Regions from separate parts of the Homo sapiens genome. Here region 2 is linked to region 1. Evidence: chromatin contacts called from ENCODE Hi-C data. All regions are on one chromosome and are shown on one strand. Each heading gives the region's core, a stretch centred on a gene start or an enhancer-like site at or near the end of the contact. The rest is flanking DNA. Distances are from core to core; before and after follow the strand shown. Region 1 overlaps OTUD7A (OTU deubiquitinase 7A). Region 2 overlaps OTUD7A (OTU deubiquitinase 7A).

Region 1 (2,584 bases), core at 39-2,538:
CTCCGGGCTTTTCATTAATCTGGCTTGGGATTGGAAAGTGCAGTGCTCTGATTTGAGAGGTCAGGGGTGGCTTGGCCTGGCTTTGCTGCAGCCTGCTGGGTTCTGCCTTGACGTGGCCACCCTTTCCAGATCTGAGCTGCAGGGCAGACACACCCAGGGAGGGCTGCAGGGCTGGCTCAGGGACAGGTCTCCCTTGGGTGGTGCCCAGCAGCCTGTCCCATAGTTCTATGAGTCACTACACAAACAGAGAAGGGGTTAGCCTCGCTTCTTACTCATGGGGCAGGGGGTGGCACAGGCTCTCCCCATCCACAATGTTTCCCAGAATAGAGCAGTGCAGCTCCTGGGAGTTCCAAGCCCCCATGAATGGATGGGCCAAACCAAAGTGTCCAGGAAAGGGACTCAAAAAGCAACATTTTAAATAAGCATCTCCTGTGGCTTTTAAAATCAAGCAAATTCAGGAAATATTGTTCTAGAACAAGAATAATCTGTTAGAAGCAGTTCCTGTGGGTGCAACTTGGACATTTTGGGTCTGGCTGTCCACCCGCTTCCCAGGGTAGAATTGCTGTTGGAGAACATCAGCCCAGCCACCACTCCATGTCTTAGCCACCCCGGCCCCAGGATTTAGGGGGAACAGGCACCTAGTGGCATCCATGGTCTGTGGGCAGAAGCAATGTGGGAAGTGCTGGGTGATGTGCTCAGGCATGGGGGTGTCTCTCCCCACTCCCCTTCCATGGTGCCTGCAGAAGACAGCAGATCTCCACTGAAGAGCTGCCTGACAATTGAGAACACTCCTTTTAGATTTCCACTGTGTTAAGTCACTGTGATTTTGGTTTGTTTGTTTCAGATAAACCACCTAAGCTAAGACGGCACCCCAGACAGTCACCCTCACTTCCCTATCATGGGGTTCCTGGGGACTCCTCCCCTCAACAGCAGGGCTGGAATGGACTCCTTGGGCTGCCCAGGGCTCCAGTGCACGGTGGGAATACCCCTGAAGGGGCTAGTGCCTGTCCACCTAGAAGGGTCCAGCAGCCTTGCGGCCTAGATCTGGCTGGGGTGAAGGGCCAGGTACTGAGAGGCTCTACGGACATGCCTGCTCACAACTGAAGACACCGAGGGGCTCAAAGGAAGGCTTTTCTGCAGAGGGTCAACTGCGGCCTGTGGTGAGGGCTGGGGCTGCAGAGCCCAGGGACAGTTCCGGCCAGGAGGCCATGAAAACAGGTCCTCCTCGTGAGCAGCGGCTGCTCAGGATGCCTCTGCTTCTCAACTGTACACCCTGACATTTCCCTATTGGAAACCTGGCTTTACCAGTGAGGAGCAGCCATGCAGCGGCTTGCCCTCTGGTGGTAAATGTCTAGAACAGCAACTGCTTTTCAAAATGAGCCTAAAAAGGCCGGAAAGGTGTTTTGTTTTTGTTTTTGAAAGGCCTCTTGTATGTCTTTTAGCCTGGAAACATATAGGCATCATCTCATGCTAGCCTGAATATATTCTGAGTACTTATTTTCTAAAAAAAAATCAAGATTTCTGGTTTTTGTCTCCGATGTGAAAAGCTGGAAGAGCATTGTTCCACCATGAAAACATTCCAGTCAAACTGCAAATTCACAACTTATCTTTAACCCACCAGACAGCTGAAGTCACAGGGAAACCGACTTATCCAATATCTAAGGAAAGACAGGTGCCTCCAAGGAGAGACAGACATGAGCTTAAGAAGGGCCAATTCAGCTGGACCCCAGTAAGAATCATTCAGCTAAAATGGTTAAATTGGTAAAGGAACAGTATCAGCTAGTGAAATAATATGGAACCCTGGGGGCTGAAGATATAAAGGAAATTCACATGCACCTGCAGGCTCCTCTCCACAGGACCTACCTGGTTCTCCCAAAAAAGACTGGCAGGAGTTCTAAGAGAGTGTCTCCATAGATATTTCCATCCTACCTCTACCAAGGAATAAAAGCTTAAACTGCAGAGTGTAGGGCAACAAACACTGGGTGCACTAAGGGTCATCTTCTGTTACTCTGATTAAGCATCTGTCTTAGGCAGGCACTGTATCCCTGGATCTGGGGATGGGGGTGACCTTCCTGGGCTATCATAACTAGACTGGTCCAAACCTAGACTCTGAAAACCTAGCAAAAGGAAAGGCATGCTTCTTTCCAGGAATAAAAGTGATTTACTGCAGTCTTTACTGTCCTACTCAAGATGCCTGGCTTTCAGCAACGACAACAAAAAACCTATGAGGCGAAAGGAAAGATAAAAAAAAAAACCCAACACATTGATAAAAGACAAAGCAGTTTATAGAACAAGACTCAGATATGACACAGGTGTTGAAACTATCAGACAAGGAATTAAAAATAACTGATTAATAAGTTAAGGACTAATAGAAAAGCCAGATACCATGCAAGATTTGATGGTTAATTTCAGCATACAGAACAAATCTATGAGAAAGAAATGAAAATGCTAGAAATGAAAAACACCATAATAGAGGTGAAGAATGATTTTGAGGGGCTGGTCAGTTGACTTGATATAGCTGAGCAAAGAATCTGATCTGTAAACCTCAAGATAGGTTACTAGAAATGACACAAACTGAAACAGA
Region 2 (2,584 bases), core at 36-2,535, 64 kb after region 1:
GTCAGGGTCACTATCCACCGCTGGTTCGCCCTGATTCCCAGGCCCGCACATTCCCAGTCTCTTCTGCTGGCTCCTTCTTCTGTTCCTCAGCCCTCAATACTGTAGGGCCCCAGCCTGAGTCTTTGGAAAGCTTGTTTTCTGTCCATGCTCCAGACAAGTGTGTCCAACTCATGCTCACCACTGCATGGAGCCAGGTTGGGGGCATGGTGGGAGGGTCCTACGAGGAGCTCACTCCGGGATCCCACGGGTTTCACTTTAGGGCACTAACTCCACATCTGCATCCCCAACGCAGGGCTCTCTCTGACTCCAGACCCTCATGTTCATCTGGGCAGCAACTTTACAAGTCTCACTACAGTCTCGGGCTTTGCCTGACAGTGCTGGCCTCTTCTTCTTGCCCTTCCTCCAGGGGTCTGCATCTCCTCAGGCAACATTATCTACCCCCATATTCAGGGTAACATTCTTAGGGCCATGCTGGACTCTTCCCTGCCTGCCAGAGCCCCAGCCCTCCATCATCAAGGCCTGTAGGTCTGCCTTCAAAACGTACCCCATAGCCGTGTCTCTCTACTGCCCCTCACCTGCACTACCACCCCCACGACCCTGCCAGCCGTCTCTCTCTGCCCTGGTCTGGAGCAACTGCCTCTCCCTGCTCTTCCAGCTTCTTCTCTTACCACCCCATAGTCCATTCTCCAGCAGCCAGAATCTGTCAGATGTGAATCAAGACGCGTCAGCCCCCGGCTCAAAACCCTCCAGGGGCTGCTTATCTACCTTCAGTGAAGCCTAAAGGACGAGGCTCCCTAGCGCCCGGCTCCCATTCTCCTGCCCTCCTTTCCAAATCCTCTCACCCTCGCTCCACCAGCTCAGGTGACACTGGCTTCCTTAAATATGCCAAGACTTTGATGTTAGACTCCCTCTGCCAGGAAAGCCAGGCCCGCAGGTGTCTGTTGCTGCCTCCCTCCCTGCCCTCCAGCGGCATCCCGGGATTCCCTCTCCTTCCTAACCTCCCCAGAGTAGCCTCTGAGGCCCCACTTCATTTTCATGCTCCCCTTGTTCATCGGCTTTCTTCCACTGGAATTTCACCTCCCTGAGGGCAGGGGTTTCATCTGCCTGGAGTGTGGAGGTAGCCCCAGACCTGGATGGGGCATTTCGTGGGCATTCAACACAGGCTGACACTGGGTCAATCTGTCTCCATTTGGCCGCCGTTACACATCTCTGACTTTCAGAGGGAAGGAAGTGAGGCTCCAGCCGGCCAAGTGACGTGGCCAAGCTCCCCCTGCCAATCCGGGCCTCAAGCCAGGGTCGGGCTGACTCAGAAGCCCACAAGCCTCCTCTGTAACTTACCATTCTCTGGCAGATTCCCCTCAATCCAATTATCCTCCCCTGGAGCACAACTCAAAGGTGTGCCTAGAGATTTTTCAACATGCGTTTCCATCTCCCATGTATGCAGTGACTCCTGCATTACACAAAAATGCCTCTGCCCTCTGCCCCCAGACACACTGAAGAACCACACCATCTCACCCACATGGTGGTTAGCTGCTGCCACAGGCAGCAGATGATACTTCCCAACCCAGAGACCCCGGTCTCCGAGCCATCTCCTGTGTAAATGCAGCAGGATCAGCTGATGGCAAAAGGAGTGGTTTCTTGCCTTCTCAATGGCAGGCTAGTCATTAAAGAACGAAAGGTGTTTCCCTTCCTCTCAGGAGGTCAGCTGGTTTTAGGCCCAGATGATCCGGCCCTTCTGTTGCCCTGAGACTGTCATGAGGTGGGAGTGGGTTGTGTTTTCCAGGGTTTGAAGACTTGGGGAAGACCAGTCTCCCAGATCTGTGGGTTTTATGGGAGTTCAGACTGGCACCCCACTTGACACAGAGGCCTCAAAAATAGACGGGGCTGCCTATGTGGCTCGGGAGGCCAGGCAGATACCACGCAGGGCCCCAGGAGAGTGGAATCAGGCCCCAGGATGGACAGCTGGATGGTGGGCAATGTTAACTGAGTGAAGGCCACTGTTTGCCAGTTTTCAGAACCACCTGAGCCCTGGGTTCATGTTCTGTCCAAGGGAAAAGGAAGTCCTCCACCCAAAGTCTTATGACAGAAATAATGTTTCCTGCCAAGCACAGCTAGAACTGTCCCTTAAACAAATGGATTTTTTTTTTACTAAATAATTTTTTGACATCTGTATTTCAATCTCTCATGTATTCAGTAAAATAATATTGCATATAAATAGTTTATTCATAAAGATTCTAAGCACTAAGCTATTAGGAAGAGGCATTTACCCTTTGTACCCAGCAATACTGAGCAGCTTTCTTGGATGGCCACTTCATGATGGAAAAGTGGACTGTGACAGTGGGGGCCACGGGAGCAGAGCCTGGCTGTGGGGTGGAAGGTACAGGAGCTGCCAGTGCTTTCCAGTGACCAAACTCCTCACCCAGATGGGCTGTGGGAGACCCTTTAGCACTGGCCGGCTGAGGGTCTTCACGTGAGTCTGAGCATAGCAGGGCACTGAGAAATGACCTAGTCTAAGACCTCGCTTGAGAGCAGAGGAAAGGAGTTCGGAGGAGTCAGATGGATGGTGGGCAGGGGTCAGGTTCAT

Evidence for each region. A loop is a pair of places that touch in the nucleus more often than their neighbours do.
Region 2: a loop to region 1 is called in a map of left cardiac atrium, with 6 times the contacts of the local background. The contact joins two enhancer-like sites. A Hi-C loop is called at or near these places in 7 of 168 maps with a recorded cell type or tissue (GM12878, IMR-90, Right ventricle myocardium inferior and 3 more).

What each region holds. Positions count from the first base shown.
Region 1 is chr15:31,488,888-31,491,471 of GRCh38, forward strand. All of the region lies in intron 10 of OTUD7A (OTU deubiquitinase 7A), which reads right to left. Among named protein-coding and RNA genes, the nearest start is that of KLF13, 160 kb to the left of the region's middle. RefSeq lists an enhancer at 928-1,577 and a silencer at 1,083-1,233. Within about 2 kb of position 1,289, at least 7 of the 41 ENCODE cell types and tissues checked have a DNase peak (open chromatin) inside an H3K27ac peak, as active enhancers do.
Region 2 is chr15:31,553,188-31,555,771 of GRCh38, forward strand. The region is part of intron 5 of OTUD7A (OTU deubiquitinase 7A); the gene reads right to left. Among named protein-coding and RNA genes, the nearest start is that of KLF13, 230 kb to the left of the region's middle. RefSeq lists an enhancer at 1,121-1,704. Within about 2 kb of position 1,286, at least 2 of the 41 ENCODE cell types and tissues checked have a DNase peak (open chromatin) inside an H3K27ac peak, as active enhancers do.